Regions from separate parts of the Mus musculus genome. Here region 2 is linked to region 1. Evidence: chromatin loops called from intact Hi-C (ENCODE). Cell type or tissue: left cerebral cortex. All regions are shown on one strand. Links, peaks and the distances in the headings refer to the core of each region. The heading gives the core; the rest is flanking DNA. Region 1 has its middle 92 kb from the start of Gm34645. Region 2 has its middle 47 kb from the start of Gm34645.

The links. A loop is a pair of places that touch in the nucleus more often than their neighbours do. Peaks named below come from ENCODE experiments on the same cell type or tissue, not always from the same donor. Only the 100,000 strongest peaks of a DNase experiment are listed, where the experiment ranks them.
Region 2: it touches region 1 in a loop (2.1-fold over the local background); 5 of 42 quality-filtered maps call a loop at or near these places.

The regions. Positions count from the first base shown.
Region 1 is chr7:131,728,712-131,743,841 of GRCm38, forward strand. No RefSeq gene overlaps it. Among named protein-coding and RNA genes, the nearest start is that of Gm34645, 92 kb to the right of the region's middle. In left cerebral cortex, for the core only: no CTCF peak of the experiment used is centred there; no DNase peak of the experiment used is centred there.
Region 2 is chr7:131,866,903-131,882,032 of GRCm38, forward strand. No RefSeq gene overlaps it. Among named protein-coding and RNA genes, the nearest start is that of Gm34645, 47 kb to the left of the region's middle. In left cerebral cortex, for the core only: no CTCF peak of the experiment used is centred there; no DNase peak of the experiment used is centred there.

The DNA of each region.
Region 1 (15,130 bases), core at 4,259-9,258:
TGTCAAAGACCTCACTGAGCAGCCATAGCCCATTGATTCTAGGCTCACATGTCCTCTGGACTCTTGCCAGACAGAGCCATCCCACTCTTTGAACCTCTCCTAATGGATGGGCTATAAGCTGAAGCCATTCAGTTTTCAGATTTTTGGTTACCAGCTGGCCATTGTACTCTGTTTTAAAAAAAGATTTATTTTTATTTATGTGTATATGTGTGTGTGTCTCTTTGTGAGTGTATATCATGGGAGTGTGCGTGCCCATAGATGGAAAAGGAAGGCATCAGATTCCCTGGATCTGGAGTTACAGTTGGTTGTGAAGTGTCTGATGTGGGTGCTAGGAACTGAGCTTTTCCCTTGGAAGAACAGCAAACACTCTTAACTGCTGTGTGTTTCATCCTTAAAGTGTTCCCAAGTCAAGTGCAGAAGCCACTTCTCTGGGTCTCTGTTGCCTGGAAGGCTTGGGCCTGTGCTCTGCTCTGCTCTTTCTTAGATGTCAGTTTCATGCAGAGGGCTTCCTGTGTACCAGCCCTCCCCATCCTTCACTTTGTCCTAATGACTTTCCATGGCACCTGGGTACCAAATACCCACCTCCCTACATGTTTCTTGCCTGCCATTCCCCTAGCACAATAAGCACTCAAGACAGACTTTCTGTCTGGCCTCTTCACAGTTGAATTCCTAACACTGTAGAGGGTGCAGTACATATTTAGTGAAGATCCAGCTCATGAACAGGCCTCTGGGAAATCTGTGATGTCAGAGACCCTGGTGTCACCATTGTAATACTCCCACCTAACTCTCCTCTATTGTATCTACCATCTACATGCTATGAAGTGAGGACTTTGGGGTTTGGTGCTTTCTCATTTTCTTCCAACTTGTCTCTTCTAGAGATTGCTCTGGGCCCAGCACATTCAGCCATGGAGACTGCAGAAGGACTTTATAAAAGGACTAGAAAACTATAACCCATACTCTAAAGCAAAAGGAAGAGTGTGTCAAAACACCACCAGCATGGCCAATCCAGGGTGGTCAGTGTGCTTCTCAGTCCATCTGTTTTATCCACATAGGAAATATTGGGTGCCCACCATAGGTGAGGCAAGTGATGGTCCTGGGACACAGAATGAATAGGAATGCAGAGGTTTACCCTTCCATAAAGCAGACTCAGATGAGAGACAACTAAACACAATGTCACAAAGGAAGACCTAGGGAACTTGGTGGCAACGGGTCACTTGGTGGGTAGTGGCGGAATCTAGTAAAGCTTCCCAAATGGAGTGAAACATGAACTGGAATTTGAAGGTTGTGGTGGAGAAGAGGCAAGACTTGTCCCAGGTAGAGAAAACTGAAAGTGGGGTCCTGAGGTAGGAGGGACCTTGATGCAACCAAGGATCAAGTCAAGGACAGCAGTTTCTTCTTTCCACCATCTTGCTCTTGATAGAAACAACTGCTTCTTGCTGGAATGAAGTTGTCAGGGTGAGCTTGCCTTCCCTCAAACTCCCTGGACTAGTTTTTACTTACACCTTTGGACATCCTTGGCCTCTCTACACCCTTTATGCCTGGTAAGACCTGTCTGGGGAGGGGATGACGATGTCCTCTCTGAACCTTGGTTCCTTTTCAGTCTCTATTTTCAAGAAACACCACATTCCTGTCACCCTCAGAAATCTCTCTAGTAGCTTCTCAGTTTGACTTCTTGAGGAATCTTCTGGATAAACAGTACCAGAGGCAGGCATGTGGCACTGGGCTCCTCCTGTCAGTGACCAGCAAGGCTTCAGTCTGGCTAGGAGTAGCAGAAGTAGTATTGGATGTTGTCCCTGTCACCTGAAGTCTCTGGTTCACAGTGTAAGATTCCATTTTGGGGAAGGCTGTTTATCTATATAGGATAAGTAAACTACCAAGACATCTTGAGGCCCAGAGTCCATTTCCTTCCAAGAATAATGAGAAAGCCAGAGTGAGTAAGTTATATTCTCCCACTTACAGAAGTCAGGCTCCACTTTCCCATAGGATGTCTTTGCCTTTCTCACAGAGGTTGTGGCTCCTTAGACCCCAGATTCCAAATAGCCAAGGCAAAGAAAATCTTAGGTCACAGCACACTAGTACTTGGAATATAGTGCTTTTGTTTGATGGACCTGACTCCCCCCCCCCCCCCACACTTTTAAACTAGCTGTTCTGTCGCAGCATGGACAAAATTCCCAAACCTCAGGAAGATCAATAACTGAGTGTTGAATCATCATCCACAGTGACACGGACAACTTTGGTGATTTTCAGGGTCCTGTGCTGTGTCATTGAATGGATAATTTGATCATAAATCTTCCCGTCCCTCAACAAAAACATTCACCAATGGAGATGTCTAAAGAATGAGTCCTGTGCTTAGACTAATGACTGATCAATGGGTTGGGCTATTTAATCTACATTACATCATAGTGAACTTAGGGATGCCACTCATAGCTCAACAACAGAATCCTTTCCTTGACCTGATTTGTGCAAATTTAAGACATTTGCTATCTGGCTTGAAACAGAGTCAAATAATTAGAGAACAGTCTTCAGGGCTGAATGTTTTCTACTTGGAGCCATCTGAGGGGCTTTTGATTGTATGTCCTGGTGACCTTCTCTCCCCCACTTTCTGGTAACAGCACATCGTTCCATCTAGGATCCTTTATCATGCTGTCAGAATGGGGTTCAAGTCTCAGGGTGCTGTACCTCCTGGCCCCACAGGCAAGTATATGACAGAAGCCTTACTCAGCCCTAGTCACACTGATGAATCCTAGCCCCGAACCTACAAGTCTAGATACTCCTGGGTCCAACCCATAATCACGTAAGTATGGACTTACTCATCTTGGGACTACAAGATCCTTGCTTCCCCTCTGGGGGAAGAATTACCAGTAGGAGAGACAGAGAATCCAGAACAGGTAGTAAAAACCGAGGAGTGTTGTCAGGTGGGCATGCGTCAATTGGATGGATGGAAAGAGGTCTGTTGGAGAAGCAGAGATAGAGGTGAAGAAATGCACACAGAGAAGCTGAGAAAGTTCCTTCATTCTCAACTTGTACTCCAACACAGCTGGACTGCAGATCCACCCAAGTGTGAACACTTCACCTCATCTTATTATGGTCTATCCCAGAATTCCTTATGGCCCAACAAGTTCTCTTTATTCCTAAAGTAGTTCCTGGAAGTTTGTGATCAATCCAGATCAAAGAGGTCACGCCTATCACATTGAGAGCGCTTTCTATAAAACATAAGCCGGTTAGTTGAGCAACCTCACAAGGTGTCTTCAGTTGGGACAAACATGCTGCTTCCAAGATTCTAAAACATCAGTGTGGAAAGTACCTAACCATCATCTAGCCAGCCAAAACACAGGTTCTCCTCAGTCACTTATTGATGAAAGCCTTTAAGTTTTACCAACACTCCACAGTAGTGATATGACTCACCAGCACTACACAGTAGTGATGCAGCTCTCCAGTGTTATACAGTAGTGATGTAGCTCAGCAACACCATACAATAGCGATGAAACTCTCCCCTGTGCTCAGTAGTAGTGCATTGCAGCTCACCAGTGCTGCCCAACAAGGATACAGCTTACCACCCCCAAGAGTAGAGATGCAGCTTACCAGTGTTACACAATAGTGACACAGCTCAGGAATACTGTACGCTGGTGATGTGGTTCATGTCACTGCATAGTGGCTGGCATTCAGGACCACCAAAGTCACATAGACACAGTTTGATCTAGAAACGGGCCCATCCTGTGTTCTTCCATCACATCTCCATCTTACTTTTGCCAACGTGTGGAAAGAGGGGTCTCGTCGGCAAGGTGTCTCTGAACAAAGCACTCGTATCTCTCTGGCAATGACAGAAAAAACATTAGCCAGGACACATAGACAGTCGTGGGAGTTTTGTCTTGATTAACAAAAGAATGTTAGAATTAGATGTTATCTAATTCTGATAAGTATCATAATGGTCCCCAGGAGAGGAGGGCCTAAGTGACTTATGGCCGTTCTTATGATACCCAGTTGACCAAATGTCTTCCACTGTGATGAGTGTTCATCTGGAAGATTATTACCACAGCCATTAGAAATACCTCCTCACTTTAGAAATGCTAAATAAATCACACTGCTGGATGAGAACAAATTTCAAGGTTAATCTGTGTTAATTCTTGTTAATTTTGCCTCTTATTCCTGCTGTTGGTGGTGGTGTTTGGTGTAATGGAAGAGGTTATGATGGAGTAGAGAACCAGTTTTGGCTTTTGTTTTCTTGCAGGTGAGAAGTGGCCGGGTCTCCTTGACTTGGGTGTGGTTGGGTTCACATTGGGAAAACTTCAAATATTCGAAGTCTAGTGTTTCTCTCTCTTACGTTGTAAGTCAGTGTTTTTTACTGTAACACGGAATGCATGCATATGCACGTATGCAGCTCAGCGAGGCGATCCTGTTTGAATATCTCTTTAGGACTTCTTGCTAGAGGGGTCAGAATGATCACTGTAAATGAAAAGGTCCCAGTTGAGTGGCCCCAGGAGAGCAGGGCCATTGCTTTAAGAGTAAGTCTGATTTGGTTGACTTGAAGGCCTGTCACAAAGGATAGCCAAGACAAGGATAACCACTGGGGTTACCTGGAAACCCATAGTCTTCCACAGAGCGTGGACAACTTATGGCTGGTCAGGCACATCTTAGATGAAAGGTCTATCTGAAGCAGTTAGCCAGCCACAATGGGATCATAACCACCAATGCCTGAGGGCACCTTCCACGTGGCTGAAGCTGTACTGAGCACTTGAAGTTTCCACGATTTGAACCGGAAGTACACCAAATCAAGGAGGTCCAGGTTCAAAAGTCACCTCTGCTGCTTCCACCGACATGGCCTTAGTCTCTCTGACGATGGGGTGGCAGTGGTGGAATCTTCTGAGGATGACATGTGTACACTGAAACCATCCTTTACATCGTAGCTGACACAGAACACAGCCCTCTGCACGCACCCACGGGGCTGAATTTCATTTCCAGCGAGGGTCAGGGCCCCATCTTGGAAGCCTGGCCTTAAGGCTTGAGTCTGGTACCAACATGTAGCCTACATGTAGACTAATGTGTAGTGCTGTGACACCAAGCAGTCTTGCAACAAAACCCATAGAGGTGGGTTTTGTTTACAAGGCTCCAAGCCAAACCTGTTTAATGGCCAGCACCCCTCCAGGGACATGTGGCCCTTGCTGGCATAAGAGGGTCTAGGTAAGATCATCCGCATCTCTACTCCCAATATTTCTTTCTCCCTACTTGGAAACCTTCCAGAAGACAATCTGGAGAGTGCCCGTGTCTTACCACTGTGTAGAGAACACCGTGTTCCCCTGAAGTGGTCTCTGTCTCTAGGCAGGCACAAAGCCTTTGAGGCTGGGAGTGGGTGGGCAATTATCTAGATAATTGAGACAAAAGTGGACTTTTCCCCTCTTTCCTTTTTGAATTTTTAAAAAATCCTGAATAATGCAATCCCCAGGGCTGCTCTTTCTGCTCTTAGATAAAGGACCACCAGGACCCCATCTAAACATCCCTTTGTTAACCAAGGGCCCAAAGGGTGTCTTATTAGGGCAATACACCGAGAGGCAGCGTATCATAGAGGCTGTTGTCCCCCTGCCAGCATTAAATAGTTCTAGTAGCTGCTTGATGGGGGAAAGCAATTACGATGCGTTTTTCATTCAATCACCTGAATCAATTAGTTGCTTCACTCACATAGGAGCAACAAAACCCAAATCCCAAAGCCTTCTTGTTAAACAGCAAGCACGCCAGATAGACTGCTTTTAAATCCAACATTTACATGAAATTATCTTCTTATATAATTAACAGTTACCAGTTAATAAACATGCCTCCAATAAAAGAGTAGCCCTATAAATGAACGAAACAAAACGGCATCATTTAGCACGAGTGAGGCACCGGGGTGGGCAGGCTCCGCTGGGATGAGAGCCTTGCAGGAGATGTCTCCAGAAGGCTGGCTGCTCTCAGCGCTCACATCTGATCATTGGGAATAAGAGAGGGAGAGATAGGGAGCAAGAGTGGGGAGACGGGGCAGGGGGAGAAGAAGCTTGCCATTTGAGATTCTTTGTAGTTAAAGAATATGTTGTCCTGAGAGAAGGGTGCTCCCCTGGGAAAAAATGATTCATTTATTAGTAAATATTTTATTCTCCCCAATAGCAAAAGGTTGAGGACTAGGTAGTTGGAGGGCCTTCCTCTACACATTCCTCTGATGGGCTTGGTCCTGCATGCCCAGGAATAGTTGTAGCTTTTAAATGGGAACGGGCCTTCGTCCTTCTTTCTTTTCAGACATACACATAAAAAGAGCCTGCTCTGTGTGAGATTTTACCCAAGGGGATTCTATAACACGGGAGGCAAGCGTTTCCACCCGCACTGTGTGATGTTTATCCCTTTATCAGTACGGCTCAACCACCCTTCTTTTCGGCGGTAATGGGAAAAAAGATGTAAGAAAATGAAAAACCTTTCATAAAGAAAGTCTCTTTCCTAATAAAGGGGGACTCTCAGACCAAAATGAAATCGAGGTTGTGGACCCCCTAAACTTGGCTATTTTGAAGCAGCGATTTCTCTGCTGCTAACAGAACCTGACAGAACATTCTGTCTCCTTGGTGGGGAAATGGTTGTACATTAGGTTGGGTGAACTGTAGTTATTTCTCCATAGATGTTAGTAATTCCAGTGTGTTCATGGTGGGAGGGGTTCTGAGAGACTGACCATCTGGTCATAGGATGTCCTGTGGGAAGTAAAAACATCAGCTGACACTAGCAACTCTGTCCTCTCTTGTGATATCACAGGGACACAGTGACTTCCAGGCGGCTTCACCTGAAGGATAGACCCCTGAGCTCCAAGCTTAGAAGCAGGCCTATCTTTCCATTACTGCTTGGGAAGACTTGGACGTGAGGAAGTGATGCCTTCGAGCGAATCTTTCCCTTTGCTGAAACCAAACAGCAACAGAACCGCTCCAAGCCTCCACTCCTGGGGAGGGGGGAGGCCGCCTGGAACTCTTTCACAGAGCTCTGAACACTTGAGATGGAAGTCTCCAGCCCCCACTCCTGGGGAGGTGTGGGGGGAGCTGCCTGGAACTCTGCACAGAGCCCTGAACACCTGAGATGGAAGTCTCTTCTTTCATAGTGTGATCAAACAAGATAATGCGAGGCAAAGTGCTGCTGAGAACCATCCTGGGCGCTACAATGTAAGATAATTAGCGTCATCATTTTCTATTTGCGACGTAAACCCAATTTGCTTTCCTGGTGCGTCCATAGGTGAGGGCAGCACAGGTGTGAGAATGGAAGCTCTCCCCGAGCTGCCAGTCCCTTTGTCTGGACCCAGCAGTGGGGGTGGGGGTAGGGTGGGGGATGGATGGTGGGGGTGGGAGGTGGGGGTGGCTCCTTCTTTTCTTTTTCAAGCCTTTCTGAAAATGTGCAAATGTTTCCTTTTGCTACTCCATCTTGGCACCTTCAGCTTTGCAGAGGAAGAACACATCCCTGTAATCTGTCCTGCTTGGGGAAACGAAGTCATTTTTATTGAGTGCTTACTAGGTGTTCAGTACAAGGGCAAGCTTTTTGTAACCAAGATCCTACAGCGTCCTCACAACAGACCCCAGGACAGCTTCTGTGACCAGTTCAGCTTTGCAGGCGAGGACCCAGGGACTCTGGAGCTGAAAGATCTTTTTCCCTATTTGCACGTAAGGGGTGCCATATCAGGGCTTGTTGCTTTAGTTTATTCTCTACTGCTATGATAAATGCTGTCTTGGTTACTTTTATAAGGAGACACTATGACCAAGGCGACTATTACACAGAAGAATTTAATTAGGGCTTGCTTACATTTCAGAGGGTTGGTCCTTGGCCGTTAATGGTAGGGAGCATGGTGGAAGCAGATAGTCTTTGCTCTGTAGCAGTCTCTGAGAGCTCACATCTGATCCATAGGAAGGAGGAAGAGAAGGAAAGACTGGGCCTGGTATGAGCTTTTGAAACTGCAAAGCCCACCCCCAGTGACACACCTCTCCCAGCAAGGCTCCACCTCTCCATCGAGACCACACCTCCTAATTCTTCACAAACAGATCTCCAACTGGGAAACAAACTTTCAAATATATGAGCCTACGGGGCCATTCTCATTCAAACCACCGAGTACACCATGATCTAAGCAACTTGGAGAGGAAAAGGTTTAATTTAGTTTATACTTTACAGTCCATCAAGGGGAGTCAGGGCAGGAGCTTCAGCAGGAACCTGGAGGCAGGAACTGAAGGAGAAGTTATGGAGGAGTGTTGCTTACTGGCCTTCTCCCATGGCTTGGCTCATCCTGCTTTCTTATATAACCCAAGACCACCTACTTACCCAGGAGTAGCATAACTCACAGTGGGCTGGGCCCACCCACAACAATCATTACTTTTAAAATGTCCCACAGGTTTTTCCATAGGCCAGTCTGATGAAAGCATTGTAAAATTGATGATAACCCAAGCTCCTGTCAAGTTGACAAAAAAAAACCTAACCAGCACACTGTGTCTTGTAGTACAATAATAGAGCACCAGGAAGAATGTCTGCATTTCAGTGTCGTTGCCTGAAAAAGGTGGCCTCCAAAAGATGTAACTATGCCTTAAGCCTCAGAACCTGCGATGGTGACTTTAAGGTAAGACCTTCCTAGTTTGAGTAAGAAGCCACAGCAAAAATTTCTTCTTTGAGCCTTCAGAGGGCACTCGGCCCAGCTGACACCTTGATTTGGGGCAGTTTGGCCTCCAGACCTGTGAGAGAATGACATTTTTGTTGTAAATTGGGGCTTATTCTTAAGCCTTTAAAAATATATTTAGTGTGTGCCCCCCACCCCCGCCTCTGTACCTGAGGCAAGTGTGCGTGGTACAGTGTGTCTGTAGAAATTAGAGGACAGTTCTGTGGAGCCTGTCCTCTCCTCCCATGCTGTGGTTTCCAGCGTGAAGAACCAGGATATCAAGATGGTGACAACTGCCTTTACCCACTGAGCCATCTTGGTAGCATCATGCTTCTTAAATTCTTTTTAATCATGGCCCTCTTTGCCCTGGAAATTTTCCTGTGACCAAGGGTACACAATATATAAAATATGCATGCAAATAAAACACTGACTGATAATAAACTATATAGAAATTTATTTTAAAACAGTTTCTGGTATGCAATAACTTTATCTGTTAAAGATGAAAGCAAACTTGCATACTAATGAGATGGGCACACAGACAGACAGATACATATACACCCACATGCGTAATATTTTGGCTGAATATTTGCTACTTCAGGATATAGAGCACCCTCAGTGGTTTTCAGAGTTTATCAATCTTTGGATTTTATGTCAGTGCCGAGAACACTGTTTTGCAAAAATATGTATATGAAATGGTGGTAGTGTATGTAGGGCCATTACAGAAATTGTTGAAAATTCTGCCCTAATCCCAAGTAAAGATTAATTTAATGCTTTTATTAAAAAATTAATAAAACTTAAGCCAGAAACTCAAGGAGCAGTTTTAAAAGTCGAACATCCCAATACTATACAACTTAAAGATGTATTAATGTGTTACTTGCACAGGAGGAATGTTGTTAGGAAGAGAGTGAAAGACTATTTTCTGTGCATAAACCACTAAAGATAAGAAAACTTGGTATTGATGGTAAAAACGCTGTAATTTGTTACCTCCAACAGTCTCAGATCTGAACCTGGGTGTTTGAACAGCATCCTCTGGTGTGTTGCATGTGGTAATGCCATGTGCTGTACAAAGTGTGTGTGTGTGTGTGTGTGTGTGTGTGTGTGTGTGTATGTGTGTGTTGTGTGTTCCCATTCAGGGCTGAAGTGAAGCCATGCCATGCACATGAGCAGGCTGTCAAAAACACCTCATTCATTTATGTGCTTGATTTTGAATTAATTTTTGGTAGGTCCATGTTTAAAAAGCCTTTACTGCTGTCAAGATATTTGTGACGCCCTCCAGATTTAGTATGTTCCCCCATATGTGGTTATTATTTACCACTTAAGAAGCTAGATTGGCTAGGAGTGGTGGCACATGACTTTAATAGCAACACTCAGGGAGGCAGGTGACTTTGAGTTTATGGCCAGCCTTGTTTACATAATGAAGTCCAGACAAGCCAGAGCTACACGTTAAGATGCTGTCCAAAACAAACAAACAAAAACCAGAAAGAAGAAAACTGAGGGTCAGAGAAGGTGAGTCTCTTGCCTGAGATCAGAGATGGTAAGGGCCTGGCTCACAATTACTCTGCCTAGTAACAATGGTGCCAAGACTCAAGCCCCAATCGTCTTGCTTCAAAATCTCCTCTCTACCTCAGATGTGGCCTCGTATCAGGAGTACTGTCCATGCCTTGGTTCAGCTCAGCTACTTTGACAACCGGCTCAGGTGACTTGAACTAAGTCACCATCAGTTGTGAGAACTGAAAACCTCAGAGATTTTCAGTTGTTTTTCACCCACCCAGAGACATTCCAGGTCAGGAGTCACCTCAGAGGCCGGAGTAGAATAATGTGAATTTATCTCTTAGCATTTATAGGTTGGGCATGGAGCAAGTGGCTACATGCCATCCTGGTCTACCACCCCTCAGCGGTCATGATGCTTGGGTAAATCCATGGGCCTCTCACTCTTAGAATCTTCACTGTCAAAACACACATTATACTGGTGTCCATGTTCCCAGTAGTCACAGGATGAAATGAGATCCCCATGCCAAGTGACAGTAGCCCAGGCTTGGCTCTTTATAGGAACCTGGCACCTGATACCTGTGAAGTTCAGTCTTGGCAATGCTGCCTCATTACTTGGGGGCGGGGGAAAGTTAGGTGTGCGATCTGCTGCAATTATTGTCACCTATACTGGGGCAGAGGGAAGGACACGCTGATTTATCTTTGAAAAGTCCTTTTTCTGTGCTGGCCAAATGCCTGACTCAAAATGGCACAGCACTCCGAGGGTGCGTATAAGTCTGATTTGTGGTAATAATCCTTCATGTGTGTGTAGCGTTTTTTCCTTTGCAAAGCACAGTTATATCTCTTGTTGCACTTTGTCCTCAAATAACCGTCTGGGGTTGGACAGATCTGGATATTGCCTCCCTTCCTACATGAGCAAATGGAGACAGAAAACAGGCAAAATGGGCCCCGGATAATGGGGAAAGAGAGAGACCACAGAAGGGTACGATGTGATCTTGCATCTCCCAACCCCAGTGGGCCTCATGCTGTCTGTGCAAGCTTGTTTCAGGAACTGGATTCATGTTGTACATCTGACTCACAGAGACCCAATCCCCAGAACTCAAGGTCCCCCAACTAGTAAGTGAGGTTTAAGATTCCAGTTCAAGCCAATGAGAACACTTTCTCCTCACTTTCCTTGGGAAGAAAGGACCATAAAATTGACATCAGCGTGTGCACCAGGAAGTAGCAGGACAGACAAGGGTTTGAATAGTTAGTTCCTGTTGTAACTGGGCTAGATGAAGCCTTTATCTTCATGACTGCCGCTATCATGGCTGGGCTGATGTCCGGGTGTCTGTTTAGCAGCTAACAGGTTTAGTTTTATTGTTTTGTCAAAATACTGCAGAAATCAATATATCTCCATAATTCAGTGTTATACCAAGAGGCATTTTTGTGCCATATATAGCAAAAATTGTATTATGCTTCTGAGATGGTAGGTAATGAAGACAGAGCGTTCTGTGTTCAATTCCAGCATTAACGTCTGGTTTGAACAAAGCTTGAAATATGATCTCTGAGCTAAGAGGCTTTAATATTAAGATCTTTAACTGTAATTTATGTGACAGAAGATAGGGTTTAGCATAATAAAATGTAATGGGCTCCTCAAATGAAGAGGACGAGAGACAATTGAAAACAAGGTAAAAATGCTAAATTATAAATAACGGTAAATGTACCTTTATGTTGTTACTTCATTTATTTTTGATTTGTTAGATAGGCTCTATAATTTCTCATTTTCCCATGTTTCAGAGCAGGACATTTCTTAAATGGTGCCTATTTGAAATGAGAGTCCTGCGCCACTGCTGGCCAGAAATTCCCTGTTCAAGGGCTGGTATGGTTTCACCCCTGACTTGTATCTGCGTCCTTGCGTGCTAAGGCTGAATCCTATGATTTTAGTGCTCTGTTCTCTCTTTTAAAAAGATTATTTTATTTTTAATTATGTGTCTGTCTGTCTGTCTGTCTGTCTGTCTGTCTGTGGGCTTATGCACATGTGTGCAGATGCCTGTGGAGGCCAGAAGATGGATCAGATCCCCTGAAACTGGAGTTCCAGATAGTTTGAGCAGTCTGATGTGGGTGCTAGAAACTACATGTGGGTCTTCTGTAGGAGCAATGAATAATTTTAACTGCTGAGCCGCCTGTACACCTATTATATACCCTGCCTGGCCCTTACTCTATTCTATTTGTCTTTTTATCTCTGTATTTGTGGTATCAATAATACATTAATCGTATTTATATATGTGTGTGGGATATGTATGTGTATGTGAGCTATGGGTATGTATGTGTGGGGGTAGACATGTGCTTGCTATGGCACAGAGGCTATCTTGTAAGAGTCTCTTCTCTCCTTTTACCACATAGAACCCAAGACTTGAACTCAGGTCATCAAGTTTGCCGGCAAGCACCCTCACCCACAGAGTTAGCTGGTCAGCCTATTTATATTTTTAAGATCAGTTCCAATCTATAAATGCTAAGGTATACATTCATATATAGATATAGACTAAATTCTTGAAAATTAACTCCAGGATAGAAATTAAGATGAAGCAAATTCATTACCTTGAGGGGTCCCCAGGTCTGTTGTTCCGTTGTTCCTTAGAATTTAGATTGGCTTTGAGCTCCCTAGTTGCAATAGGCAAATGTTTTCCCATGTTTTATTACTCTATTGCATAAATATGGTAGTTCTTGAACATAGAATTTTCTGGAATCTAACTTTGGGATTAACTTGTGAGAGCTGGAGTAGGACATTCTAATTTTAAAGTCTCATTTATGGTCTCAAAATGTATCCAACTTGAAATTTAGGGAAAAGATAGGAAGTGATGGTAGAGGATCAAGGAAGAGCCCCCTCTTTCCCTCCCTCTCCACACCCCCCATCTCCACTCTCCCCCCACCCTCCTCCTCTTCTCATTGGAACAATCCCAGTTCTTCTACCCTTCCCTCCTATGCTGAGCTCCACAGAGATGAGCCCAGTCCCTGTCAGTAGAAGCCTGGGAAGTCTGCATACTGGAGACGCCCTTCCTTACTTCAGGAAAGAGAGAGAGAGAGAGAGAGAGAGAGAGAGAGAGAGAGAGAGAGAGACAGAGACAGAGAGAGACAGAGAGAGACAGAGAGAGACAGAGAGAGACAGAGAGAGACAGAGAGAAACAGAGAGAGACAGAGAGAGACAGAGAGAGGGACAGAGAGAGAGAGAGAGGGACAGAGAGAGAGAACACTTCTCAGCTTTGAAATGTGACAAGTGTCTGTGAACATTTTCCTTTTTAACATTTTTTTTTGAAGATTTTATTTATTTTATGTCTGTGAGTACACGGCTGCTCTTTTCAGACACACCAGCAGAAGGCATCGAATCCCGTTACAGATGGTTGTGAATCATCATGTGGTTTCCGGGAATTGAACTCAAGACCTCTAGAAGAGCAATCAGTGCTCTTAACCACTGAGCCATCTCTCCAGCACCTGAACACTTTCTATACTTAGTTTTGAAGTGTTCTCTTTGGTCAATATGTGAATGTAGGGAGATTAATTAGTCCAGCCCTCCCTTCTCCTCCCTAGGGCCAAGTAGCATCTTACTGGCAGCAGAAAAATACCAATGTTTGCCCTGGACTGTGACTACCTTCCTGTAGTGCCACTATAGGACCTGTACACCTGCAGAGGGTGACTTCCATGACAGGTGCCTGCAGATGTTATCACTCCCACATCCACATCTCTCTCTTGGCTCCCAAGCAGTGGCTTTGAAATGAAGACCCTCAGAGAAGATGCAACAGTCTGCCACCAAATGCTGTCTCCTTAGCATGAACTATTTCAGTGCGGCTCTTTCTTCCAGGCTGGGTCTCCAGGTTTAGAAGACAGACCTGGTTACAGACACGAAGGCTTACAGGGCAGAGAGAAGGGCAGGCAAACAAACTGCTACTTGGCAGAAGTCTCCTTTTGACATCACCTATCCTGACCTCTGTAAACTTGGGGAGAAAGAGGACAGCTCTGCCAACCTCACCCACCTTCAGCTCCAAGGAGGGTGAGCTGGCCTTCATCTGCAGACCTGATAGTGGGGTACATGCACCTTTGTGCAGCTACCCTAGAGTTAAAGTCCAATGCCCACTTTTGCCTTTGGAATCTTGCATAGGAGGATTGGTTGGCCCTATCCCAGAAGCACACAGGGAAAGAGATTCTGGGGGAAAAAAGGTTGAGGGCTCTGTGGACCTGAGGAGGATGTAGAAGATAAGGCTGGGTACTTGATACCCACTGAAGATCCAGGACGATCCCTCATCTCTGTTAAGGGCCAGAGCTTCCCCTAGCTATATCGTTGCTGTCAGCCACAGATGTCAAAAGGCAGGCACTGTCTGGAGGAAGCCCGCATGATCAGGTTCCTAATCAGCCTCCCTCAGTTTCTTGCTTTTTCTTTCCTCCTTGATGTTGTGGTTGCTTTAGGTCTCTGTTGCAGGCGCACTCTCTTAGAGACACCTGCCCCTTGATGAGGCTGGGCAGTGCCATTGCTTGCAGGATCCCCACCCCCACTGCTTCTAGGCATCTCTCGCATGTGTAATTAAATGCTCATCTGTGTAATTACTTGTTTACAGTTCTGGGTCCCTGCCAGGCTAAATTCCATGCAGTTGAAAACTGCGCCTTCCTCATTCACAACTCCTTTCTTGAAATCTCCCCCACGCCCCTGTCAGGGTAGACCCAGGGAGGGGGTGGTGTCCTGCTTGGATGTGGGTGGCGGTTAAGTCGCCGTTTTCATTATTTGCAAAGCTAGACCATTGCTTGGGAAGATGGGACACTAGATGGTGATCAATGCGGAGCAAAGATTCATTATTACTCCTTTGTGGTCAAGTCCTGAGATGATTACAAATTACTTTCTCTCTGCTCAGATGTGGATCTATCCGCAGGGTGTTTCAGTAACATCATGTGGGACATAGAGGAGGCCAAGGGTTCAAAGACAAAGCCGTGGCTTAGCAGGTGGAACAACGGCCCTCTATATTTTTACACCACCCATTGAACTGA
Region 2 (15,130 bases), core at 5,333-10,332, 140 kb after region 1:
TCCAGTACCATACCCAACTGCATGTTGTCATGCTTCCTACCATGATGGTCACCCTCTCAATCTGTAAACCCCAATAATTTCATACTTTTATAAATTGCCTTGGCTATGGTATCTTCATTGGCAATAGAAAAGTGACCAAGACAGTGGCTTTGTCTTCTTGTTCTGTCCCATGTCACACATTTACCATGCTTTTTCTTTCATTTACAAGGCAAAACAACATCAGATCCCTAGCAGACAGTCTCCAGATCTTGCACTTTTAGTATCCACAATTAAGAACCAAAATAAGCTTTTCTTTGAAAATTGCCTCTTTATGGCCCACCAACCCCAAAGCTAAGAATGCCACTACCAGAAAGCATTTGAGACTCAGAACAGTTATTTTCTGATTTTGTGCAATCTACTTACCTGAGGGTTCTACAAATGTATTTAAAAGTGCATTAATCTATAACTTTCTTTGTTTTCCCTAATTGGAAGGACTTCATAAAATTTCTACCTCACAGGGATGTGCAGTTTGGAGGATTTCATCTTCTCTTTGCGATAAGAGCAAGTCTTCATTGTAAAAAACAAATTCTGTAGGAAGGGAAAACACATCTATTTGGTTCGATCAAGAACAAAGGCATTTGTAGGTAGTTTGTTGGTTAGGATGCCTGCTTCCTTCATCTGCTACCTTTCCTTCTTTGGTCCATGCTACGTTATTATTTTTAACTTAGATGTAATATTCCTATTATGTGTTGCATGTTCAGACACAGGATACAAAGAGATACAGAGAAACAAAGACAGAGGGGAAGGAGAAGGAGGAATAAGAGGAAGAGGAGAAAGGAAAACCCCACATGCATAAAATGAAATGCTTGGTCAATAAGGTATGTGGGGGGGTTTATTAGACTTGCCTACATGATATTGTCTTGGTAGTCCAACATATCAGAGAGGCCAAGACTCTGGTAGTTCAGTTCACGGGGTGCTACTTTCTTAGTGGTCCAAGCGAAGGCTTGCTACACTAGGCCAGTTAATCCTGCTCAAAATTGTCCTGGCTGCAGCAGCAGCGCCATGCATTCCTCATCACCTGCCCCAAAGTCACCCCAATAGTCTGGGTTCCCTAATGAAAGACACACACACACACACACACACACACACACACAGAGAGAGAGAGAGAGAGAGAGAGAGAGAGAGAGAGAGAGAGAGAGAGAGAGGCTTCTATTTTAATATGCCTTAAACAGCTCAATGGCTAAGCCACTCCCAAACCTCCACATGGTTAACACCTCCCTTCCAATATTCTTGAGTTATTACTTACTAAGATCTATAGTCCGTTGTTGTTGCCCTAGACCCAGTGGGTGTGTGTGTGGGTGTGTGTGTGTGTGTGTGTGTGTGTGTGTGTGGCTTGCTGGAAGTGCTCTATCCTGGCTCTTACACGTTGGCTCTCTCTCTTGTCTGCACTTCTCAGGCCGGGTCTTTTTCATCCCCTCCCCCACAGCGGTGGTTCTAAATCCTTCTTGCTCAAGAATCCTTTTTTTTTTTAATTAATTTATTTATTTTATGTATGTGAGTACACTGTAGCTGTCTTCAGACACACCAGAAGAGGGCATCAGAGCCCATTACAGATGGTTGTGAGCCACCGTGTGCTTGATGGAAATTGAACTCAGGACCTCTGAAAAAGCAGTCAGTGTTCTTAACCACTGAGCCTTCTCTCCAAAATCCTAAAGTCCCCCTCTATCTCCCTGCCCAGCCATTGTCCACCAGCAACTGTATTTACCAATCAAAGCCAACTGAGGGCAGGGACCCTCAACATCTTTCATGTGGATTCTTGTGCAATTTTGGGAACCCAATTAATATAATACAAGCATTAAACCAAATCCACAAGGGTGAATGCTTTGAAAACTCTAGGAGAACCAATGGTCTTCAGTCTACACTCAAATCCCAATGATACTGGTTATAACATTGCCAAAGGAGTGCTGCGTAACAGATGAACTTTCTAGCAAGAGAGAAGGCAAGCAGGCCAACAGAGAAGTTCCTGTTCCTGTCCTTTTATCTGGGCTGCCACCAGAGGCTGCTGCCCATATTTAGGGTGGGTCATTCCCCTTAAAATAACCCAATCAAATCTCAGTTTGTATCCTAGTTAATTCTAGATCCAATCAAGTTGACAACCAAGATTAGCCACCACAAATATTTTCTACAGTTTGAATCTTTGGATCTAATGGAGAGTTTCTTTTGATTTTTGAATGTTTTCAAAATTCCATCTTGCCTTAAGTTTTGGAAAACATATTTGTTGGGTAGATATTTCTAGCATATTAGTTTTCCAGGACTTAAGATGTGCTTCCTCGGTTTCTTAGCATTCAGTTTCCAGTGAGAAATCTGCTATCACCTAGGTTTGTTTTTCTAATGTGCCGTGTTTCTTTTTCTCTGGTTGTGTTTTAAGATTTTTCTCTTTATTGATGATTTTAAGTAATTTGATTTTGATACCATTGGGTCTAGATTTCTTTGTTTCTTGTGTATTGATACATTCCTATATGCAGGTTTATATTTTATAATCAAATTTTAAAATATTTGAATGCTTAACTTTAAGACTTTATAATACCTCCTTTGTCATGTCTCCTGCCTTCAGATTCCAATTACACGCACATTTGGCCCCTTGGCATTGTTGCACAGGTCGCCAGTACTCCTAATTGTTAAGAGTTTGTCTTAGTTAATTTTCTATTGCTGTGAGAAAGCATCATGACCAAGGCAGCATGTTTTTTTTAAAGGGGGTATTTCACGTTTCAGTGGTTTAGTGTCCACAGTGGCAAAGCAAAAGCATGGCATCAGGGGCAGCCGAGAGCTAACATCTTCATCCACAAGAAGTAGACAGAGAGAGAAAGGCATTCTGGGATGATGTTGGGTTTTAAAACCTCAAAAAAGCCCATCTCTAGTGATCTACATTCTTCAACAAGGCCACACATCTTAATCCTTCCCAAGCAGTTCCACCAACTCGGAACCAAGTATTCAAACATAGGTGTCTATGGAGGCCATTCTCGTTTATTCAAACACTGTGTGTGTGTGTGTGTGTGTGTGTGTGTGTGTGTGTGTGTGTATTTGTAGATAAATAGCAACTTGCAAAAATCAGTTCTATCCTTCTACCATATGGGTTCCAGGGATTGAATGTATCATCAGGCTTAGCAGCAAATGCCCTTATCCAGTAAGCCATCTTGCTAACCCTGTCCCTCTTAAAATTTCTTTTTGTGTCCACGTCTCTACTATCTTATTGAAATAAGACACACCTAAATTTTGTTTCCTAAATCTATTCCCGATATTGATTCTAGCCCAGGCTCTGTTCCTAATAGAATATGCAACCTTGGACAAGTTACCATCTTTCTCGAGTCTCCTTTTGTGATAGGAGAATTTAGTGTTATACAAGCTCCCATTATGAAAATACCAGACTGGGCAGGTTCATGCTCATGTGTCTTCTTATATCTTTCAGGTTGCAAAGTCCAGGGCCGATGTGTGGCTAGATTGGTCTCTCCTGAGACTGGTCTCCTTGGCTTGCAGCAGATCTTCTCTCTGGGTCCTCCCCTGGCTTTTTCTCTGTGTATATAGCCTGTGCCTCTTCCTTATAAGGATAACAGTCCTGGGGGTTACTAACCTGCATTCCCTGTTAACACCAGCTATCTCTTTAAAGGTCCTAGCTTTATATGTTTCAGCTAATAATGGGGTTTATGGGTTTATATGAATGTGTAGGGAATTCAACCCCCAAATAGAAAGGTATTTGCCCTAAATCAGTTGTTCTCAACTAACCAAGTCACCTGGCACTGTGGTAGGCTGTCACTGGACCTTACCTCAGAGTTTCAAAAATTCAGCTCTAGTTTGGAGCTTGAGGTTTCGTGGTTTTGATGAATTATTGCTTAGTGTTTAGGCTGTGAGACCATATCTTATAAATCACACGCATCTAATTACTCACGCAGTAACTGTGAGTTGAAGGAGGACAAATGTAAAAAATAAGCCTCTTAGTAATGAGGGACACAGGGCCTGAACTGGGCATCTTCTGTAACCAGATAAGGCCTCAAGTGGAGGGACTGGGGCACCAAACCAGCCACAAAACCTTCCATCCACAGATCATCCTGCCTACAAAGTGTGCTATGACTGGAGCCTAGAAGAATTGTCATCAGAGAGACCAGAGAGACTTCATCCAGCAACTGATGGGAGCAGAGGTAGAGTCCCACAGCCAAACATTAGGCTGAGCTCAGGGAGTCCTGCGAGGGAGCTGGGGTGGGGTGGGGTGGGGGTGGGGGTGGGGGTGGGGGGTGGGGGTGGGGGTGGGGGGTGGGGTGGGGGTGGGGGTGGGGGTGGGGGGTGGGGAGAACCAGAGGAACCAAAGGGTCCAGGACACATAAGAATTCAGATTATAGAATCAACTCCTGGGAACTTGCAGAGATCAGAGAGCCTGTAGGGGTCGCCTAGGTTCTCTGCATATATTTTACGTCTGAGTAGCTTGGTGTTCTTGTGCAAATCCTGTCAGTGGAGCAGGGATTATTCCCACTCTTTTGCCTACCTGTAGGATGCTTTCCCTCCTAGTGGGTTGCCTTGTCTGGACTTGATGTAATGATATGTTCTTGGTGTTATTATAGCTTGTTACATCATGTTTGGTTGGTGACCCTTGGAGGCCTGCTCTTCTCTAAGTTGAAGGAAGAGGAACAGAGGAGGAACCAATGGAAGAAAGGAAGGAGGGAGGAAGGGAGAGAAGGAGGAAGGGAGGAAGAGGAGGAGGGAGTGGGAGGGAGAAAGGAAGGAAGGAAGGAAGGAAGGAAGGAAGGAAGACGGATAGAAGGGAGGGAAGGAAGGAGGGAGGAAAGGAGGAAGGGAAGGAGAGAAGGAGGGAGAGAGGGAAGGAAGGAAGGGAAAGAAGGAAGGAGGGAAGGAAGGAAGGAAGGAAGGAAGGAAGGAAGGAAGGAAGGAAGGAAGGAGCAAAGAAAGAGTGAGTGGTCGAGCTGGAGTAATGTTACATGTCCATGGCCCTTGGTCAAAGATGGCAGGTCTGAAGCAGGAGGATGTGTTGAGTTCAAGCTCTGTCCCCAAACTAAAGGAAGACCCTGTCTCAAAATAATCCATAGGAGAAAGTAGTAAGTCGTGGGGCAGGAATCCTTGATTCTGACTTTAAATAATTCCTCACCATTTATGCTGTTTGTCCTGAAACTTAACTTTTCAAAATCTGTTTTCACCAGACACTATATTCTTTTACACCCCCCACACCCATATGCTTTTGATTTAAAACACACACACACACACACACACACACACACACACACACACACACACTTTAAACTGTGTGACACAGTGTGCTACATAAAGAAATCATTTCTTTCAGACCTTTAATCCCCCCCGAGAGCGAAAGTAGTATTTGCTGAAATAAAAGTACACCTTAGCTGAAACATGATGCTAATCCTCTTAGTTTTAATGGTTTGGAAATGGTTGGAATAAGAAGGTAAACATTGTAGCTGGTTGATAGGGAAGGAAGTCAATTGTCCATGGAGCCAGCGCTGTGTGCCACACTGTACAAGGGAGCTTTATTTTGGTAAACCCCTAAACACAGTCTCTCTCCATCTCAATGTCCACACCTGAAAAGTGATCTACTTGCACTGTGCAGTTGCCAAGTGTTTGATTCCATTACCCCCAAAGCGAGCAGTGCCCATTTCAAATCGACGTCAAACAAATCCTGCTGATAACTGGTGTCATATCAGAGCCTTATCAGACTCTTTTTTTATTGAAAATAGTCAGATATAATGAGGTGCTTCACATTTAAAAGTCTTAAATCTTTGAAAGCTCTGGGCATAGATGGTTTTGATATTGGCTTATTAAACTTGCACCAGGAGAATGAGAGAGTGGGGGGTGAGTGGAGAGGCAAAGACAACTTGGCAGGGGCTGGGTGGGGCTTGGCTGAATGCATGCTGTAAGCCCATACTGGCCTGTTTTCATGAAGAGGGGGTGTTTGCTGATAGCTATTTTCGAAGACATCTCTCAGGAGGACTCTGAAAGGGAGAGGCTTTGAGCATCCTCTGACCAACTGTTTCTTAGGGATTGTCTTACCCTGTTACTTCAACCTTAGCCTTAGGAGCAACATGGTAATACTGGTTACTGGGAGCTCGCAATAACTCCACATGCACTGAAGTTGAGCAGAGGTGGAAGAGGACCTCTGAACTCTGACCTCTGATCCATAGGTACATGAGGAAATCCCTTCAGAATACAGAAACAGGGCCTTTGTGGGGAAAAGTACTGGGTCCAAGAAAACAGCCTCAATTCAGGTCATTTCCTGTTATTCTGTCATGTGCTTCCTGGGTCAGGAATGGTCAAGGCTCTGAAACAAATAGCTAGACTTAAAACAGACTAGTGACTCTCCCAATGTCATTCCTAACCAGATTTGTCACTGTCACTGAGGAATCAGACTCTACCATGACACCGCAGGGCACATAGAGATCTGTGTTGATGGGATCACGGATGCTGATGTGACTCAAGTCTTCAATGGTCTTCTGCTGAGGTCACACTGTGGACTTCTTCCATACATCAGAAGCATCTTTTCTTTCTTTCTTTTTTAATTTTAGCAGAAATAAGGATCCTTATCCATTGTTTTTATCCATCCCTTGAGAATTTCATACTTGTATGCAATGTATTTTGATCATGCCTGCCTCCTACTGTCCGTCCAACTCCTCCCAGACACTCCACCCATAACCCTCCCAACTTCATGTCTTGGTTTCACTGTCTACTGAGTGCAGTCAGTGCTGTCTATCTAGTGTCAGGATTTGTGAAGCTGGAAATGCGCCAAAGATGAAGCCTATGATGGATGTCAGGTACCAACCCGTGCTTCGGTTCCAGGCTTCCAAGCTGGCCTTGCCTATATGCAGGAGCATAGGATCAAACACTGATCATGGGTCATCTACGAGAGACCACTTTCCTGAAGAACATAATGCTGATGTCCTTTAATCCTTCCAATACCCTTGGGAGATGGGCAAAGGCATTAGCATATTCTCCATCTCACCTAAAGAGACACCGAGGCTTAGAAAGATTGACTTGTTCAAGGTCACATGCCTAGAGAGTGAGAGAGATGAGACTCAAGTTCCTGTATGCTGTCCTTACCACACATGACAACAATGGGCCCACTTGATGGCCACCCAGGGATGTTTTTGGTATTTGTTTGTTTGTTTGTTTGTTTATAGACACAATCTTGGGATGTAGCCTCAGATTTACAATGGCAATCCTCCTGACTCAGCCTCTTGAGCGCTAGAATCATTGGTTTGTGCTGCCCCACCTGCTTACCAAAGTATATTTTTAGGGAGCCTCCAGATACCTGGACTAGTTCCCTGGTGCTCAATGGTCTCCCCAGATTGTCTTCACTTAAAAAAAAGTCCCCCTAGCATGCAGGTTCTGGGAGACATGGGGCCTATATCTACAATTCCACGGGGGATTTTCCTTCTAGGCAGTAAGAGGGCCAAGGAGACCATTTCCCTACCTGATCAATAACCCTGTTATTGACTTGGAGCTCCCGAAGGACAGCTTTATAACTTTATCGAGCCCTGTATGTGGGGGCAATTATAGGGATAATGGGAACCATCGACAAATGGAGGCTCTGCATGCAAATTAACATCTGCTCCAAGCTAGAGAAGAGCCATGCTCGAGTGTCAGGATTTGTGAAGCTGGAAATGCCCCAAAGATGAAGCCTATGATTGATGAGGGGTACCAACCTGTGCTTCAGTTCCAGCCTTCCAAGCTGGCCTTGCCTTTAGCATGCAAATGACATGTGACCTTGACTCTCCACTTTTTCATGCCTCTCTGTGAGGATTGCTTACTGTTCATGGCAATTGCTCTCTTTGTGAGTCTTCTTGGATTAAGACATAGCCCTGCCCCATCCCCTGGAGGACAGATACCCATCACAAAGTCACCTGACCCTCTTTCATGGCAGGCAAGCAATGGGAAGGGCACTGGAACCAGGCAGGACTCCAGGCAGGACTGGGTTCCACTAACCTATGTGGCTCCAGGTATGTTTCTTCAGCTCTTTGAGCACTGCTGTCCTCCCAGAAAATGGGGCTACAGTTCTCTCTGTATTGGAATCTAATGCTCAGATGCTAATAATTAGAGAATTTTTGTGAAGATAGATGGGGCAGCATCTTTGAGTTTTCAAAAGGTTCACAAGGGCCAGGAGAGATGGCTCAGTTGGTAAGTGCTGACCATGAAAGTATGAGGACCCAAGTTCAATTCTCCAGAGCCCATGTGAAAACAAACAAACAAACAGACAGACAGACAAACACCAGCATTGAAAAAACAAACCAACCCAGCATCTATAATCCAGTGTTGGGGAGACAGAGACAGTAGGATCCCTGGGACCTGCTGCCCAGCCAATCCAGCTGAATCCATTAGCTTCAGTAACAGACCCTGTCTCAAAAACTCTGGCAAAGAATGATTGAGGAAATTATCTGATGTTCACCTATGGTCTTCAATGTACACATGCATACATGTGAGCTTACACACATGTGTACACGCATGAACATGTGTGCACAAGTGTACATACATACACACAAGCTTATAAATATCATGGTATAGTTCTGTGTGGCAACCCTCCAGCTCTTGTGTGCAATTATCATCCTAGCATCAAAGAACAGAATGAATACCCCATCATCATTAATCACCAGTTATTAAATGTACTGTATCTTTTCTGCAAGGGACAAACACTGTGTGAAATAAAGCTGGGCCAAGCTTAGGGGAGGCTTCACTGAGAAGTGATATTTGATTGGAGGCTATGCAGAAGTAAAGGAGCCAAAGGGAGAGGGCAAGACACAAGGTGTAGCCAGGACAAAGGCTCTATGGTGGACATGAGTGTGGTAGGTTCAAGGAACACAAGGAAGTCTAGGGTCTGTGTAGCCATTCCAAAAAGATCTAATATATTTGATGAGAGCATGGGAGTCACACTCTTCAGCTATTATTGAGATGATGAACTCCTAAGAACTGGAATTCCCCAGGAATCTCATGTTGGGACAGCCAAGACCATGACTGAGTGGGGCCATACTTGACTGAAAATGCTCAGCTATGCATGCCTCTTGCCCTCTATTTTAACCTAAACCACATGTCAGGACCTCAAAAATAGGCTTGTTGAGGGGTGTGTGTGTGTGTGTGTGTGTGTGTGTGTGTGTGCTCACCTCTTCATTTATTTTCAATGTAGTTACATTTCATGGGTCCATGAGGATGGGTAGTTGAACCTTGCTTGCTATGGCTGCAGGGGCCCAGGCTTTGACCCTCACATCTCAAGACCATCTGAGTGACAGAGGAAGAGGAATGCCTACATATCCACATGTCAATTATCCCCCACATTCACCACCATATTTTTCCTTGGGGTGGGGGTGGGGGGGGTGGATCGAGGACCAGCAGGTGGCCATGAACCAGACATCCTAATTAAACTGTGAATGGACAAAGACCAGGACAGCCACAGGAGCTCAAGGAGTTTAGGGGTGTCTCTTGTGACCCCCAAAAGGAGATACCCTCTTGCAGGAAGAAGCAGCTGAGCCAGGTGGATCAGTTTCAGTGAGCGCTGATGACCAAAGCCTCCAGGCAACCGGCCATCTTGAGGGACCCTGGGCTGGGGGTTGGGAGGGCCTCTGTCAGTGTGAGGCAGAGATGAGGGGTGGCAAAGAGATCGTCTCCAGAGCTGTATAGGAGACAGTTTGAGTCGTGCCCCTGGGGAGGAGTTTCTGAGCATATTATCATCCTTCCCTGCATAACCAGCAGAATGGAAGTCATCCATGAGTCTCTGGCTATTCCCACATTCTGCGCCAGATCCTGCTGTGCAGTCCACGGGCCTGTGGGTATGTCTCCTGAAGCTGTACGACACCCCCCGTCGAGATCCCAACTGAGGGCGTTTCTAGGTGTACACAGGTGGCCCCTGAAGACTAGCTCTCCCAAGCTTCCCCTTTGATCTCACTGGCCCTGCAGACCCTTTGGGATCTGGCTGAATCGGTGCTCCCTAACTTCACCCCTTCCCTCCAGCACCACGCTTGCTGGGTATGACTTTGCAGCATGTCACCAATCTGGCTGGTCTTATGACCATCGGCGTCACATAGCCCAAGTCAAGCATGATGGGAGAGCCAGCCTGAGCTAAGGAGGACTTTCCCAGTTCTCTTTGCTTCTTCTGTCCATGGCTTGTGGCACAGCAGCCTTAGAGAAACCAGTCTAGGCCCATCGGCAGCCAGCAACTAACTCCTGCCATGATCAAAGTCAGCATAGCCAGGAAGATCTGAAAAGCCTCAGCCTGGACACACGAGGTACAAATATGAAGTGATTGACATCTCAAACTTCTGAGGTTTTAGGATATCTGTCACACAGCAAGAGCTAACATATACTTTTTAGCCTACCCAGTCCCCCACCTAACACTTAATGTGGGATGGGAAATTGTGGGGTTTGATATGGGCAACCATTTCCATAGCAAAGCCTTCTTCAATATCCTATATTGTTACAGTTCGAATGTGTCTATAGGCTTGTGTGTTTGAACATTCGCCATGATCCAGTGCTACACAGTGAACATAGGCTTTGCCCATCCTTATGGTGGGGTTCCTATGTGCTCATTTGCTCTGATCCTCACAACCATACCCGAGGCTGGTATCAGTTGTCCATGTCTGACAAATGAATGAAACTAGAATACTAAGAAGTTAATTAATTTGTCTGAGGTAATATAGCCCCCCACCCCCAATGTCAATATCAGGATCTAGCTCTGTTCCTGTCTGAGCAGAGGGGATATGGCCATAAAAGATGCACAGAGCACAGAGAACAACAGTACCAACCCTCAGCCTCTAGTGGGCTTCCTCCTGGCTTTGGGACTTAGGAAACAGGCAGAGAGGGACACAGCATGAGATAGCCTCCTTACCATTCAAATCAGCATCTATTTAAGGTAAAGTATGACAAAATGATTCGAGCTGATGTAGTGATACGTTTCTGTACTCCTAGAGCTCAGAATCAGACAGAAGAATCTTGCATTCAAGGATAGCCTGGGCTGCGTAGCTCACCCGTGTGTGTGTGTGTGTGTGTGTGTGTGTGTGTGTGTGTGTGTGTGTGTGCGCGCGCGCGCGCGTGTGTGTGCATGTGTGCACGAGCGCATGTGCATGTATGCATATGTACATATCTATAGTCCCTTGAAGGCCAAGCCCTCCTGCCTCCCAGCCTCTGCTCACGATGAGCCAATGCTGCTCTTCAGGGTGGCTGTGGCTCCTCTTCCCTCCCAGGGAGCCTGATTCACAGTCTTGGCATGAACGAGAGTGGTTCCCCTTGAGTGACTCTGAGCTACAGCGAGGCCGCGCTTACGTCTGGTTAACCTAATGTACACAATAAAAATTTTTATTAAAACGGGAAGAAGCGGCAGAAGAGATGGTAGTTGTCCATGGAAGGGCATTATTTTTTATTGGAATTAGAATCCCTTTATTTAAAAAATACATAAACCCTCAATTTTCTTTCCATCGCTTGGTTTAGCAGCTGGTGGGAGCCTTCCGAGGGTTGTTGAATCCCGGCGAGGGAGCAGCTCTAGATTTGCTGGCTTCTCCTGACTGAATGGGCAGGAAAATTCACGATACAGCCTCACCACACTGTGAGCACTTGGGGCCTCAGGTCTGTACCCCAAACCTGAGCCTAAGAATTTGTTCAGACCCTGCTGCCTGCCTTATTATCCTTAGATGGGTAAACTGACAAGACATCCCAATTTTTCTTTTTGTTTTTGAGGTAGGTTTGTCTATAATTCAGTGCCATCTTCCTGTCTCTCAACACCTGAGGGCTGGGATATGAATCTTGTTTTAGACAGTAGGCATATTCCTAGGGTTTATATGGAGATAAAGATTGCTGTGTTCTGTAGAGAAGCCATAGTCCCATGTGTCAGTATGTCCTGCCAGGCGTGCCAAATGTGAGGTATCTGACAATGTTGTGCCTGGAAGAGCTGAAGAAGTCTTTCGGAAGCATCTTGTGGTCTGTTCACCAGAGGCTTGCTCGGGTCATCTCATTCCATCCTCCTTGCAGCAGCCCTCTGTGGCAAGCTCAATTCTAGCTTTGGCTTCATAGGAGCAGGATAGGAGATTCAATGATACAAAGTAGCTACAAGCCAGCCAGTCAACATTGCTTGAATGCGCCGGGGTCAGACAGCACTCTGGATACAAGAGTGCTACAGGGATGAAACGGACAAGCCCGACTTACAGCCTCTGAGCTCGGGATGGTAGTCAGAACAAGGGTCTGCAGGACTTCAGGGTGTGAAGTGGACCCGCTGCAGTGAACCTCGGCCCAAGACCAAGGCAAAGATCTCAAATCAAATCACCACTGCACACAGGCATTTTCAGCATGCATCAACCTTTTGCCCTCCTCTGGCTGCTTTGATCAGGTTTCTCAAGGGAGCCTGTAGTTGCTAATGTTTGTTGACTGCCAGCTTCCAGCCAAGTGGAGACTGCTTTCCTCTCGGGGGCTGGGTTTGCACAGCCCAGCTCCCTGAGACATTTGCTACTTTGCAGGGGTCAGAGAGGCTATGATGCCTTTCTGGGGGTGCTCGGTGATCAGGCAAGTGTGGAACTGCGGTTTGGATTAGAACCAGAGCGGATTAGCTAGCTACATTTCATGGGCTTCGCTCTGTTCTTGATCCCCTGATTCTTAAATGAACTATTTGAACTGTTCTGAAACAAACAAACAAACAAACACAACTTTTTTCTTCCTACCGCATGGAGTCCAAGCCCTCGTGATGAGGCCACCATCTTCGCCTGCTTGTGGCTTAGCTGCCTTGGTGGATTGTTCTGGCCTAGTGTCTACCAATAACCACCGATCACCCACCAACTGTCTGGTGCTGCCCATTCCCAGGGCTGGGCTCAGAGACAGAGAGCTTTGCAGAAAAGTACCAGAGAATTGCCAGTGTCCTGAGGAGTGGAGGAGGATGAGAGGAAGGGGAGAGCGGTGGGAACTGGAGCTTACAAGGAGGCAGGAGGTGACCTGCAGCTTGCACTGACTTCAGGTGTAAACTGTATGCCTTGGGCCTGTGGAATCTTGAAACACGGGGGAGAAGTGATCAAGGTCCATAGAGACACAGATGACAAGTCTTATTCTTCAAGGGACTTCATGGCTGAAAAGCTTTGAAGGCCTGGAGCAGCCAGTGATGACCAGCTTATTGGGGAAAATATAAACTGCTGAGAATATTTCAGTTTCCCCATGGTCCTTTGAGACACTATACCCGGTGCACCTGAACATGATGAGACCCACCCCCACCCCAGGGAAGCTGCCTGGTACCCAGTGCTGGGGAATGTCCTCCCCTGCAATGCAACAGTCCCCAAGGAGCTGGGAGCAGAGTCCCAGTGCCCATTCACTTGGGGACAAGCAGGAGTTAAGTTTCCTAGGTTCACTCAGAGCGCCATTATCCAGGGGTAGTGGGCGTAGCACAAGGCCTGCAAACACCTGTGCAGGTGTTTGCTCTGCACTTGACTCTCCCCAACTGGGCGGTGTCTCAGGTATCCCGGAGGCCCAGACCTGCCCAGGGATTGAGCACTGGAATGCCTCTTGAGGGACCTAGTGCTCAGGCTTGGCAGGGACACCCCTGCTCATTGTTCCCCTTCATCCCCATCCCAGAGACCACTGTACCACCATCTTCTGGGACGCTCCACAGTGAGGCACCTTCTGCCACATGCTCCCCAGTGGGCGCTCACAGGGGTGGAAGGAGGGCGAGTGTAGCTTCATCCCTGGCAAATCTCTCATTGTGCTTCTGTTAGATCTCTGGCATGGATGGATGGATGATCCAAAGGGCACAGGAGGGTTCCAGTTGTGTCACAGAGTACATATCTTTCCACAGGACCAAACTATGACCTAAAACTCCACCACCCTCAGCCCAACATAGCAGTCTCTCATCACCTGCCTCAGTTTCTCTGAATGCCATCTGTTTTCCACTCAAGTCATAAAAGAGTTGGACAAATGAGAAAACAGAAAAACAAACAAACAAACAACAACAAAAAAAAATCAATTTTAACTGCCAGTGTGGTCTTCTTGTGTAGTTTTTTTTTTTTTTTTTTTTTTTTTTTTGGACAAATAAGGGAGATTGCAAAAGAGCAAATGGCCTCTTACCCCAGGCCCTGATGGGGTCTGGAGCAGCACTGGACCCACCCATCAGGGAATTGACTGTTATACAACATGCTGGCCGTGAGAAAATGGCCAGGCTCTAGGTTAGGGACTCCTGTGTACTGTTGTCCTCAAATTCCATTTTAAAAAAACCTAGCCAATGTCCTTTAAAGATGCTGCCTGCATTTTAAAACACCAGAGCCATCAATTCTTGCCTCACAGTGTTAGTACTGCAGGAAGATAAGCCTTTCCTTGTCTTGCTCCATAGTTCTCCTCTGACATAAGGACCAGCTAGCGCAAAGCCAGGTGACACTTATGGCTATAGCCTCCCTTCTGAAAAATCACACAGTTTTTATAAGTGCAGCTGTGCTGCTCAGACTGGACATGACTCTCGCTGACCAGAGGAACAGTCTTGCTTGGTCTCCACTGACCAGCCCAGGAAGCTGAAAGAAGCCCTAGCTAAGAGGCTGGGTATCCCCACCACCACCTTACTCCCTGTTGGGAGCCATTTTGCTGGAATGGCTCCCAACATTTTCCTCTCCAGACTTCATTGGCTGACCTAGGCCCCGAACTCCTGTTTGAACTCTGCTCCTTGGGAGTGGGATAACCCCACACGTTGCTTTGTTCATATTTTGCCACCAGGCCTCACTGGTGGTTGATGTGTGTGAATCCAAGGGTAAAGGCCCTTAGAGATGCCTGAGAAGAGAAGAAGGATCCTAAGGTTTGTCGTTTGCATGCGTGGAAGGGAATAGAAGCCTCTGCAGCCTCTGGTAGACAATATCCCAAGAGGAACAGTGAGGAGGCCCTGGGACCCCACTGGGTGGCTCCACAGGCCTGGGTGGGAGAAACTCCTGTCCAGTGAGCACACAGTACCTTGGGCTGGCTGTCAGAAAACCACTCAGCAAATGAATGCCAGAACTTACTGTTGGGAAACACAGGCTCCAGACTTGGCCCCGTGCTTCTTAACCAGGGTAAAGGAGTCACTTTGGTGAAGACCCAGGCAAGGCCCAGAGCTTGATCCTACCAAGGAATGTTCTTACTCTCTGTTACAGTGAATACCAGAAGGGGA